Regions from separate parts of the Mus musculus genome. Here region 2 is linked to region 1. A link is a contact called in ENCODE POLR2A ChIA-PET data. All regions are on one chromosome and are shown on one strand. Each heading gives the region's core, a stretch centred on a gene start or an enhancer-like site at or near the end of the contact. The rest is flanking DNA. Distances are from core to core; before and after follow the strand shown.

Evidence for each region. ChIA-PET counts read pairs that join two places held with the same protein, here RNA polymerase II (POLR2A).
Region 2: POLR2A ChIA-PET joins it to region 1 with 11 read pairs in embryonic stem cell. The contact joins the promoter of Actb here to the promoter of Radil in region 1. POLR2A ChIA-PET finds 5 or more read pairs at or near these places in 3 of 5 experiments (Patski and embryonic stem cell).

The regions. Positions count from the first base shown.
Region 1 is chr5:142,546,091-142,553,217 of GRCm38, forward strand. It overlaps Radil (Ras association and DIL domains), which reads right to left and starts at 5,008. Exons shown (of 15, transcript NM_178702.4): 1 at 4,890-5,008.
Region 2 is chr5:142,902,163-142,908,423 of GRCm38, forward strand. It overlaps Actb (actin, beta), which reads right to left and starts at 4,592. Exons shown (of 6, transcript NM_007393.5): 1 at 4,490-4,592; 2 at 3,402-3,530; 3 at 3,075-3,314; 4 at 2,182-2,620; 5 at 1,905-2,086; 6 at 953-1,779. The coding sequence starts at 3,524. The coding sequence ends at 1,636. It overlaps Gm38733 (a long non-coding RNA gene), which reads left to right. Exons shown (of 2, transcript XR_003955825.1): 2 at 1-1,353.

The sequences.
Region 1 (7,127 bases), core at 3,758-6,257:
ACACATGTGTTGCCCATATCTGCATTCGGTAAGACACTCATACGCATAAAATAAATCTAAAAACAAAACCCAAAATAAGTTTACAAACAAAACAACAACAACAAACCAACTTAGGTAAGGCAGAGCACCTGTAGGTGACCCACACCTACATCAGCTGGGAGGTGAAGGCAGAGACCCGGAGCTTAAGGTCAACTTAGCTACACAGGAAGTTTCAGGCCAGCCTCGGGTACAAGGGGTACAAGAGACCTACTCGCAAACAAAATAAAGCAAGACAAGACAAACCCTTAGGGACCAGATGTGGTCCTGCCTATACAGTGATCTTGCATTCCCAGCAACTCAGAGGAGAATCTTGTGTAGGAGGCCAGACAAAGCAATTCACCAAGTCTGAGCTACAAACACAGCAAGATCCTGTCTCAAAACAAAGACCCCACAGGGAGCCAAACAATGCAACTGTCCAGACGCCAAAGGACTCTGAGGATCTGATTTCTTCCTGCTCCTTTCTGGGAGGCCTCTCCCCACTAGCAGCCCCATCACCAACAACGCTGAAAAAGCAGCCCCCGATCCCAGTCCACATCCCAGTCCACATCCCAGCCACAGCAGACTGACATAGGTGCCGGGCATTGTGGGAGGAGTCAGAGCTCTGCAGGACCGGCCTGTGAGCTTTATGCACTCAAGCTAGAGCTCTGGAAACCAGCAACTGCCCTGTCTGTAGTTCCTACCGCCTTCCAATAAGAGACTTGAACTTGCCTATAGATAGCTGGGATTCAGAGAAAATAGACTATGGAAGCAGAAGGTTCTTGCCCGGGGTGGTGGCGCACGCCTTTAATCCCAGCACTCGGGAGGCAGAGACAGGCGGATTTCTGAGTTTGAGGCCAACCTGGTCTACAAAGTGAGTTCCAGGACAGCCAGGGCTACACAGAGAAACCCTGTCTCGAAAACAAAACAAAACAAAACAAAACAAAACAAAACAAACAAAAAAAAAACAACAAAAAAGGTTCTTGTGGAGAAAGTTAGGGCACTGTGTGTCTTCCCCTGAGAAAGGTGTCCTCGGCTGCCCCTGAGAAGCCTAGAACTGACTATGCTCCCCTGCATGGAACTGTCACTTAAACCACAACAAAAGCATTTTCAAAGAGCTGGCAAGATGGCTCCGCTGATAGGAATGCTGCTCTGTCCCTAGCACAAGGAAAAAGCTGGGCGTGGCAGCCAGCACATGCCTGCATCCTCAGCACTGGGGATAACATCCAGGCTCCATACACCATGGCTTCCACATACACCACAGCAGAGAAAATGGTCTCTGCTGATTACCAACATCCTTACTAACTGGGCTCATCCTTACAGGAGTTAGGAAGTGGTATGGTAAGAAGAGCTGGTGGCTCTTGGGATGAACGCCATGGCCATGGCTTCTCCAGCAGAGCTGTCCCCTGTGCTTCACAGAAGTGGCTGGAGAGAATGGGGTGCTGTGGAAGGCCGTGTCATCTGAAAATGTGTGCTGGACAGGAGGCTGCCAAGGAAGCTCCCAGCTTCTGTGATCCTAGCCTCCACTTGTGTGGTGGGTACCAGTACACACATTCCCACATGCTCACATGCATCCCTCCCTCTCTCTCTCTACATGTACGCATGCACGTATGCACGCACACACATGACAGTGCCTTCACATGCAAACATGGGCATTAAAGTTCCATGCCCAGATCTCATGTGAATCTAGGTCAGGGGAAAAGAAGACAATTGGATTCCTTGGCTGGCCAGTTTGCTAGAGTCCCAAGCCTGTCTCAGAAACACAAGGTGAACAACACGTGAGTAATCTCTCCCAAGACTAATCTCTGGCCTCTGCATGCATACACACCCCTTCCTTGGGACCCTCAAGACCAGAATAATTCTCGGATGACACGGCCCTCCAGAACACTTCATCCCCCCTGCCACTTTCCTGTAGCACAGGAGACATCTTCACTGGAGGAGCCTCACAATGATGTGGCCTCAGCCACTGATGCCTGTGGCCATAGAAGCCATGGCTTCTGGAGTCTGGGTCCAGGAGTAAACATAAACACAATGCCAAACTGTCCCCAGGCAGGAGAAATGTCACAAAGCAAACTCCAATGTTTAAAAGACCCAGATCCTAAGCAGATGTGAACAGGCATCTCATACCCAGGCTGTACATCTTGAGCAGGCTGGTACAGTCTAACTGTAGATCTGCTCTAACAAGACAGAGATGTTAAGCGGGGATGGCGATGCATTCCTGAAATCCCAGTCCTCTGGAGATGGAGGCATGAGGAGCTCTAGGTTACCCTCAGCTACCCAGGCCAGCATGGGCTACATGAGACATTGTAAAAAAGAGAAAGTGTCCTGGGCGTGGTGGCACACGCCTTTAATCCCAGCACTCGGAGGGCTCAGGAGGTGGATTTCTGAGTTCAAGGCCAGCCTGGTCTACAGAGTGAGTTCCAGGACAGCCAGGGCTATACAGAGAAACCCTGTCTCGAAAAACAAAAAACAAACAAACAAAACAAAACAAAAAAACAAACAAACAAACAGAGAAAGTGTGAGGAGAGAAGTGGAAGTTGGCATGCCCATATATAATTCCAGCACTCAGGAGGCTATGGCTGGATTGCATGGCAAGGCCTGTCCGGGATATATAATGAGTTCCAGGCCAACTGCAGCTGAGAGACCCTATCTAGAAGAAAGCAATGATAGCTCAGTTCCCGGCATGCATGAAGCCTTGGGTTCCGTTCTCAGCACGGCATAATTAAACCAGACAAGGTGGCACATGCCTGTAATCCCAGCACTCAGAAGGTAGAGACAGGACAGTCAGAAAGTCAAGGTCACTAGGCCATCAAGATGGCAAAGGTGCTTGCTGCCAAGCCTGGGGTTCAGTTTCCACATCTCACATACTAGACAGAGAGGATGGACTCCCCAAAAGCTGTCCCCTGAGTGCCTCATGAGCACCAGTTAAGCATGTGCATGCATATACAGACAGTAATATTATTAATTTAAATATTTAAAAAATCTATAAAATTTAAAATGTGGACGCATGGTAAAAAAATAAATAAATAAACATATATTTTTTTAAAGTTCAAGGTCGTCCGTGGCTATGCAGTTTGACTCAAAACACAAATAAATAAGAGGCAAGAGAAATGGAAAAGTACAAATGTGTAACTACTAGGCCCCCTCCTAGGGTCTTGGGGTCACGGGGTGCAAACTGGAGCCTCAGAAGTGGCCCCTCCCTCCTGTCCGGAGGGACTCTAAGACAGAGCTGGGAAAAGTGTGAAGAGCAGGAGATGACAGAACCTGGGTGGGTGTGACTCACTCCTCACCAGCGTCTCTCCTCAAGGGCCCCGAGTCCCAGTGAATGCCGAGCTTTCGCTTCTTGGTTTTTCAGAAAGTTTGGGTTTTTTTTTTATGCCCATCCTCCCCACGGCCACTAAAGAGTGGGCCCTGAGGTGGCCCTGAGTGGCTTGTAGACCTCTTTCCTTCCTAATCACAGAATCAAGAGTGGAGCCTGTTTGTCCACACAGGACAAAAATGTTTCTCAAAAGGCCACTTGGAATTCAGGGAAAGTCCTACAGAGGCGAGTACGCCCTGGGTAACCAGATCTGTTTTTCTGGAAGTATGACCTGTCTTTTCCTTTTTCTGCCTCATTCTCGCCTCTGACACACAAACATTTGAGGACAGCTCAGGTCCCAGAGAGTCAAGAGTACACGCAGGGCTCTCGCCGTGGCTGCCTCAGAAATTGTCTCTTTTCTTGTTCTCCGATTCTGCTTTTTTAAAAAAGAAAAAAAGAAAGGAAGAAAAGAGAAAAAAGAAAGAAAAGGAAAAAAAGTAAGGTTAAGTCACAGAGACCAGGCAGGCAGTGAGGTCAACGACGGCTGACATGGGTGGAGGGACGTCTCTGTTCCAACAGGACAATGTGGAACACATTATCATTCCAACAGAAGAAAAACTGAGCAGTCAACTTTGCAGACGGCGCATTAGCCTCCTCCCCTCATCCACAAATCCTATCTTTATGGCTCCAGCTGGAGGGCGGCTTTAAAGGCAAGCATAATTCAATCAGGTTTCATTTGGGCCGCTAGTCACTTAGCAAAAAGGGACTGACTTCTCCCAGCAGGATTAAAGAGAAGCTCCTCTCTGGAATGCACAAGAGGTGGCCCGCAGCACCGAGAGACACCAGTAATCAAATTCTTTTTGGTAATTCAGATTAACCAAACACTCGACAGGCGACAGAGGCTGGGCCGGGCAGGTCTGCAGCCTGTCAGGCCCCCATCCCAGGGCTCCCCAGGGACAGAAGCCAGATCCCTTTGAGGGCCTCGGAGCTCCAGCTCAGCATCTGTCTCAGGCGCGGCACTTGTCGGGGGACTGGCTGGAAATGATACAGAAATAGCTGGAGAAACAATGCCTCTCGCGGGCACACCGATGGGGAGGAGACGCGATGCGGGACGGGTGTAGGCGGGGGTGTCACCACCATCCTGGTGGGCGAGTGCGGGACTCCCGCCTTGAGCTCTTTCGGGTTGTTCCAGGTTAGATTGCACCTCCAAAGCACTACCAGGTAAACTGAGGCCTGGAAAGGTCCCTTGGCCACGAGTGACGGAACCCGGATTGCCCCTGGAAGTCCACGGGGCCACGCAACCCGCGCCCACCCGGCCTTCAGGTGCAGCTCCCCCGGGCCGCTCCAGGCCCCGTGCGCTCGCCGGTTTCCATGGCAACCGAGCAAGCCTGCCTCCATCGCGCCCGGACTCGCCGTGGGGACCGTGACCAGCGCGGCCCCGCCCCAGCGCGTGCCCCGCCACCCGTGTCTCAGCCCGCGGTCTCCGCACCCTCCGCGGGTCCCCGCAGTGGCCCAGCCGCACCTCCTGGGCCATCCTCGGCCTCTGCTGACCTTCCTTCTCGCGCCCCGCACTCACCTCAGCGCAGCCTGTCAGCTGCGTCCCCCGCGCGCGGCTCCCACGCCCGCCGTTAGCCGAGCTGGCGCCCGGCTCGAAGCGCCTCCTGCCGGCCGCGCAACGGACAGGGCGAGGCCTCCGAAGGGGCGGGGCCTCTGGGGGCGGAGCCTCTAAGGGCGGGGAGTCGGGCGAGACGAACAGAAACTTGACACCTCAGCGCCCAATGGGCAGAGACGGAGCCTCGAGTGGGCGGGGTCACATGTATTAGGGCGGGCCTGGCCGACCGAGAAAGATAGGCTGTGCGCTAGCGCCCCCTTCTGGTCCCCAACGGTAAGAACGATTCTCTAAGAGGTGTGGCCTTTGAGTGGGCGTGGCCTCGGCAAGGGGGCGGGGCTAGTTTCCCAAAGTCGAGTCGTGGTATCTCAAGGGGCGGGGCTGCAGGAAAGAAGGGCGTGGCCTGTTCTTGGGCCCCCCTGCTTTGGGGTTGTGTACTCTATGATCAAGTAGGTGGTGTTTGGCCTCCACCCCAGTTAGTGGACGAAGGTGGAGGGGTGGACAAAGATGGACAGGTACATAACTGAATATGCATGAAACTGACCAGGGACAGGAAGGCCAGACTTTTATTTTATTGAATATATTTTTATTTATTCATTGACAATTGCATACGTGTATATAGTGTGTGTTGTCAGCATTTAACCCCAGTTCTTTAATTTTAATGTATCCTTCGTAGAATTTTATTTTACATTTTAGATAGGGTCTCATAGATGCCAGATTGGCCTCAAACTCCATGTGACCAAGGCTGGCCTTGCACTCCTGATGCTATTACCTCCATTGTCCTTGTGTTGGAATTACAAGCTTGCACTACCATGCCTAGTTAATGTAGTTCTGGGGATCGAACCAAGGGCCTCATGTATGCAATACAAATGCTCTACCAACTGAATCACTTCAACCCTAAGCAGCCAGAATTTTAAAAACACAAGTCAAATTATGGCAGACTAACTTTAAACCATGCAAAATGGGACCAAATCAGCTCTAGGTCCTTGACCCAAATAATGTATTTTGCTTTGACTTCTCTCTGGTATGTTCAGTGATCTCAAACTGCACACCCTAACCCGAGAAGTATATCTTTTTGTGGGCAGTTTGTCAAGAACTATACTGTAGAGAAGTAGTTCTCAACTTTCCTTAATGTTGCAACCCTTTAATACAGTTCCTCACTGGGTGGTTTGAATAGATATGGCCCCATACACTTCTGTGTTTGAATGCTTGGCCCATAGAGAGTGCCACTATTAGGAGGTGTGGTCTTGTTGGAGGAAGTGTGTCACTGTGGGGGTGGACTTTGAGGTCTCCTATGCCCAAGCTACACCTAGTATGACATATGGTCAGCCTCCTGCTGCCTGCGGATCGAGATGCAGAACTCTCAGTTCCTCTTCCAGCACTATGCCTGCCTGGATGCTGCCATGCTTCCCACCATGATGATAATGAACTGAACCTCTGAAACTGTAAGCAGGCCCAGATAAATGTTTCTTTTACTTTGGTCATAGCATCTCTTCACAGCAATGAACCCCTAACTAAAACACTCATGTTGTGGTAACCCCCAACCATAGAATTATTTCACTGCTACTTTATAATTTTGCTACTGTTATGAATTGGGATGTAAATATCTGGTATGCAGGATACCTGATATGCAATCCCAAAAGGGGTTGTGGCCCATAGGTCGAGAACCGCTGCTGTAAAGTAATGGCCCCATGTTTGAGACCAGGGGAAGGGGACAGACATTTACAGAGCACCTCTTCTGTCAGGTCCTATGCTTGGGGGCTTTACCCAGCCCAGCTCGGATACACACACTAACTCTTAAAAGGTTCCCACTATTCAACTTCTTCCTGAGGATGTAGTGTCTCTCAGAAGTCCATTGACTGAAGGTCAATTAAGACTTGGCTTGTCTATATGATGAACTAGTACCCTCCCCATAGACCTTTAAAAAAAAGATTTATTTATTATTATGCATAAGTACACTGTAGTTGACTTTAGACTCACCAGAAGATGGCGTCAGATCTCATTAGGGGTGGTTGTGAGCCACCATGTGGTTGCTGGGATTTGAACTTGGGACCTTCAGAAGAGCAGTCAGTGCTCTTACCTGCTGAACCACCTCACTGGCCCCCCATAGACCCTTACAGGGCACCCTTATAGGGCACCACCCCATTCACACCAGCCTCCTCATGCACCTCAGCCTGGGAGGCTGTAACCAAACAATATACTAGA
Region 2 (6,261 bases), core at 3,342-5,841, 360 kb after region 1:
CTCAGCCTTGCTCAGCCTCAGATGACAGGTATCCACATCTGGCCCTTGAACTTCGGTATCTACACTGAGACCACATCCCATAGAATTAAGATCCAGTGCTCTTTAGCAAGGCCTCTGCTCTCCCTGGATTTGGTCATGAACCTTAGCCCCAAACCTGTTTGTGTATGCATTTGCCTTCACTTAAGGACTCATAATGCTCAATGTACAGTGATACTGGACACTTCCTGAAGGCAGGTGAACATCTGGTTTGGTTTCTGTGTTGCCCATGTGATTGTTTGGGTGGGTGAAGGGCTAGATGTATGGATTGAAGGATGGACTGATAGGTGTGTATAGCTGAGTGGAGTGATAGCTGATAGCTGGATGGAGATGACTAGGACTCAACCAACCAGTGTTCTCTGCATGTGTGAACAAATGATCCCAGTCAAAGCTAACTTGCGGCACCCAAGTCCAAGGATCACGACTGACAAAGGCTGGAGCTGCGTGCCATGTGGAAGGGGCTGATTTCCAGGATGACCCCCTTCCTCCCTCTGAGGTGTTCCTCAGTCCTAGGCTCTCAAAACAAAACCAGGGAAAAGATGCCCATCCCTGGGAAGGAAGCCATAGGCTTCACACCTTCCTGCTGTCAGTCACAGCTCTGGAAAGGGCAGCTTCAGACTAGCAGAGGGGCTTGAAACCCAGTTATGCAGATGGAGGCAAAGGGTGTGGACACCCCTCGGTTGAGGAAGGTAGTGTTAGTGCAGGCCAACTTGGCCTAGGTTTCTGGAGGAGTACCTTTTCAACTCTTCAAGACAGTCTGAAGGTGTGGTTATTTGTGAGACTTCATTAAAGGGCCTGTAGCCCTCCCACTAGATACCATCAGCAAGGCCTAGCCCACCCTAGATGCCCCCCCCAATAGAGCTCCACACCCACCCAACCTGCTCCCCACACCCAGCAAAGCCACAGAGCCACAAGCTGTTTGTGTAAGGTAAGGTGTGCACTTTTATTGGTCTCAAGTCAGTGTACAGGCCAGCCCTGGCTGCCTCAACACCTCAACCCCCTCCCAGGGAGACCAAAGCCTTCATACATCAAGTTGGGGGGACAAAAAAAAGGGAGGCCTCAGACCTGGGCCATTCAGAAATTAAAAACAAAAATGAAGTATTAAGGCGGAAGATTTAAAAAAATTTTTGCAGTACATAATTTACACAGAAGCAATGCTGTCACCTTCCCCGGGGTGGACTCAGGGCATGGACGCGACCATCCTCCTCTTAGGAGTGGGGGTGGCTTTTGGGAGGGTGAGGGACTTCCTGTAACCACTTATTTCATGGATACTTGGAATGACTATTAAAAAAAGACAAAACCAAAAAAAAAAAAAAACAAAACAATGTACAAAGTCCTCAGCCACATTTGTAGAACTTTGGGGGATGTTTGCTCCAACCAACTGCTGTCGCCTTCACCGTTCCAGTTTTTAAATCCTGAGTCAAAAGCGCCAAAACAAAACAAAAAAACTTAAAAAAAAAAAAAAAAAAAAAAAAAAAAACTTTAAAAAAAATTTAAAAAAACAAAGCCATGCCAATGTTGTCTCTTATTTTTTTTTTTTCTGCGCAAGTTAGGTTTTGTCAAAGAAAGGGTGTAAAACGCAGCTCAGTAACAGTCCGCCTAGAAGCACTTGCGGTGCACGATGGAGGGGCCGGACTCATCGTACTCCTGCTTGCTGATCCACATCTGCTGGAAGGTGGACAGTGAGGCCAGGATGGAGCCACCGATCCACACAGAGTACTTGCGCTCAGGAGGAGCAATGATCTGAAGAAAGCAAGACAAGATGGTGAATGGTGAGCTCTCTGGGTGCTGGGATTCCCCTTAAACCTAGAAGGTTGCTCTGACAACCACAGGGCCCACCCTCACCAAGCTAAGGATGCTTAGCTTACCTTGATCTTCATGGTGCTAGGAGCCAGAGCAGTAATCTCCTTCTGCATCCTGTCAGCAATGCCTGGGTACATGGTGGTACCACCAGACAGCACTGTGTTGGCATAGAGGTCTTTACGGATGTCAACGTCACACTTCATGATGGAATTGAATGTAGTTTCATGGATGCCACAGGATTCCATACCTAAGAGAAGAGTGACAGAAATCAGACTTAACTTGTACTATGGCCTCAGGAGTTTTGTCACCTTTAGATGGAGAAAGGACTAGGCTACAACTTACCCAAGAAGGAAGGCTGGAAAAGAGCCTCAGGGCATCGGAACCGCTCGTTGCCAATAGTGATGACCTGGCCGTCAGGCAGCTCATAGCTCTTCTCCAGGGAGGAAGAGGATGCGGCAGTGGCCATCTCCTGCTCGAAGTCTAGAGCAACATAGCACAGCTTCTCTTTGATGTCACGCACGATTTCCCTCTCAGCTGTGGTGGTGAAGCTGTAGCCACGCTCGGTCAGGATCTTCATGAGGTAGTCTGTCAGGTCCCGGCCAGCCAGGTCCAGACGCAGGATGGCGTGAGGGAGAGCATAGCCCTCGTAGATGGGCACAGTGTGGGTGACCCCGTCTCCGGAGTCCATCACAATGCCTGTGGTACGACCAGAGGCATACAGGGACAGCACAGCCTGGATGGCTACGTACATGGCTGGGGTGTTGAAGGTCTCAAACATGATCTGTAGAGAAAAATAAATAATGTTGTCAAGTTCAGAAAGCCACAAGAAACACTCAGGGCAGGTGAAACTGTATGGATAGATCTGAGACATGCAAGGAGTGCAAGAACACAGCTAAGTTCAGTGTGCTGGGAGTCTCAGGACAGGGGCTCCACTTAGACCTACTGTGCATCTACTCAATACACACTCCAAGGCCACTTATCACCAGCCTCATTAGCTTTGTCACACGAGCCATTGTTAGTACCTAAACCCACAGCACTGTAGGGTTTAAACACCTAGTCAGAAAGGCAATTGAGAGAAAAAAAGACCTCGTCTGGGAAAGAGCAGAAACTGCAAAGATCCAAGGGAGACTCAGCTCATAGAAGGGAGTCCTATGGGAGAACGGCAGAAGAAAGACAATTGAGAAAGGGCGTGGCTGAGAAGCTGGCCAAAGAGAAGGGTTACCCGGGATACTGACCTGGGTCATCTTTTCACGGTTGGCCTTAGGGTTCAGGGGGGCCTCGGTGAGCAGCACAGGGTGCTCCTCAGGGGCCACACGCAGCTCATTGTAGAAGGTGTGGTGCCAGATCTTCTCCATGTCGTCCCAGTTGGTAACAATGCCATGTTCAATGGGGTACTTCAGGGTCAGGATACCTCTCTTGCTCTGGGCCTCGTCACCCACATAGGAGTCCTTCTGACCCATTCCCACCATCACACCCTGTGGAAGGGAACAGCCTTCTTAGCACCGGCATCGATCCCCAAGAAAACCCCAGGCTTGCCACTCCCAAAGTAACAGGTCACTTACCTGGTGCCTAGGGCGGCCCACGATGGAGGGGAATACAGCCCGGGGAGCATCGTCGCCCGCGAAGCCGGCTTTGCACATGCCGGAGCCGTTGTCGACGACCAGCGCAGCGATATCGTCATCCATGGCGAACTATCAAGACACAAAAGAAGGCTATAGTCACCTCGGGGCCGCCAAGAGCAGCCGCTGCCGCCCTGCCCACTTCCGGCAAGCCGCGGGCTCGAGCCGCCAGGGGGCGCGCGCCCAAGCTCAGGGGACAAAGGAAGCGCAGACCGGCCGCATTATTACCATAAAAGGCAAACGCTGGCCCGGAGGCGGACCTAGGGCAGGAAGCCAGACCTCCGCCCCCTCCCCAAACGGGCGCAAGCTCCGCCTACACTGCGCCGACGGGCGGCTTGTGCGCGCGCGGGAGGCGACCACACCCAGCAGGAAGCGCAAACAAGGCGCCCGTGCCACTGTGACCCCGCCCCTTCCGGACAACGGCCCCGCCCTCGCCCAACCCCGGGCAGCCGCGCTCCCAGCCTCAATACGCACGCGCAGCTAACTAGGAAGAGGGGGAGAGGAAGAGCTCCCTCCCTAGCGCACACGCGCCTCGATGCCCAGTGATAGAGAGCGCACGCGCAGTGGCATCCCAGCCCCCACCCGGCCGAGCCGGCCCTGCCGCGCCCGCCCGCCCGCCCGCCCGCCCGGCAAGCCGAATAGGCAAACCGGTTTGGACAAAGACCCAGAGGCCATTGAGGCGTGATCGTAGCGTCTGGTTCCCAATACTGTGTACTCTCAAGATGGACCTAATACGGCTTTTAACACCCGCAAGCCGCACCGGCTCATCAAATGCCCACACCGCGACCCTAGTGTGTCCCCAAGCCCCACGCACCGAGCGGGAGCGGGCCCACGAGTGTCTACACCGCGGGAATGTGGCTGCAAAGAGTCTACACGCTAGGCGTAAAGTTGGCTGTGCCAGTGTCCGCTCCGCGGCCCGGCACCACCCTCCACCCGCCCATGGTGTCCGTTCTGAGTGATCCTCAGGACCCTGCAGTGAGGTACTAGCCACGAGAGAGCGAAGGCCCGCTGGGCCCGGCGTCCCTGCTTACCTGGTGGCGGGTGTGGACCGGCAACGAAGGAGCTGCAAAGAAGCTGTGCTCGCGGGTGGACGCGACTCGACAGTGGCTGCGCGTTGCGCCGCCGGGTTTTATAGGACGCCACAGCGGCCACTCGAGCCATAAAAGGCAACTTTCGGAACGGCGGGCGCTGATTGGCTCCGCGTCGCTCACTCACCGGCCTCGCCGCACAGTGCAGCATTTTTTTACCCCCTCTCCCCTCCTTTTGAAAAAAAAAAAAAAAAAGAAGAAGAAAAAAAAAAAAAGCGAGAGAGAAAGCGAGATTGAGGAAGAGGATGAAGAGTTTTGGCGATGGGTGCTGGCTCCGTAGGCCCAGATGTACAGGAATAGCCTCCGCCCTTGTGGACACTGCCCCATTCAATGTCTCGGTTACTAGGCCTGCATTCTGGGGGTCACCCAACCACCCCAGGACCCTCTGGGTGTGGATGTCACGTGGATATCGAGCACTTAAGTGGATGAGGGTCAGCATCGAGGCCCGGACCCTATTTGTGTGGCCTCTTGTTTGAGGGACACGCGGGGCCTGGATTGAATGGACAGAGAGTCACTCCCCCTTGCTAGCAATTGCTAGCAATAGCCGGAAAGCCAGATCCGGGGGGGCCCCTTCTGCTGTGGTTCTAATTTGCTAGGTGTGTTGGGGTTCAACTTGGAAGCAGAACTCTGGTTGGAGAGGTTTTCATGGATCTTGACCTCTTAGAGACTCAAGGCCATCCTATCCCAAGCATAGGGCGAGCCCCAGTGGTCCAATAACTGGAGGTGTTGCAAGAAGATGCCTCCAGATATCCCCTGCCCCGGATCTAGAAAGGAACTGTGCTCAATAGAACAAACAAAACTTCTCATGGAGTCAGGCACTTTTGGAGAACTGCCTGATCACACCCAGGCAAGACTAAGCCTGGGCCGTTAGCTAGTGTCTCTGGGTGACTGCCAGACATCGCTGGGCTGGGGCCCACCATCTATCCTCTATTTATTATGTGCAGCCACAGCTGAGTTGTGCACTAGTCCATCTGCCAGCCGTGGGGATTCTGGGAGTGACAAGCTGCTCAGGGAAAAGTTGGTGGTCACCGGAGCCCCAAATCCTCCAGAGAGAAGCAGCCCCTGTCCCCCTCACCTAAGTACCAGTGTTCTACTTAGCAAGCCAGCTATTTGGCTGAGAGCTACACACGGGGTCAGGGTTGAGGGCCGGATCCCTCAGCTTAGCTTAGAAGGACACGCACCTTCTGGGAGAGTGTGACAGAAAGCTGGATTTAGGCAAGAAGGGTGCTTCAGGTGAGATGCTCTGGGCCTGCCGTGCCTCAGTGCATGCATAGGTAGGTGTTCACTGGCTCACAAAGTGTAGGTGTTGAAACCAAAGAAGGCTTCATCCATATATGGACTACAGTGGCCAGCTTCCTTGTTCTTGGCTGGTGGCAGGGCATTTTGAAGTTGCTGAGGCCTTGTCTGGAAGAGGTGACCATCACCCCAGCATATGCTGTGAACTGGAAACACACCCCTAGTTATCTTTCCCACCAAAAAAAAAAAAAAAATTTGACAAAAGTCTTCTGCAGTCACCAACCCTGAGAGAACTTTCCCAGGCAGTCTCCTCCCTGCCTCCGGGGGACAGGACTGCCCTGGCCCTGGCCTTGTATTTCTCAGTTGCTCAGGCAGTTTGCCAGCTGCCCAAGGACCTGCCAGTCCTGCAAGTCACAGGTGGGGGTGGGGCAGGGCAAATGCTGCCTGTCAATAAGGAGAGCCCAGAGTATTCCCAGGAG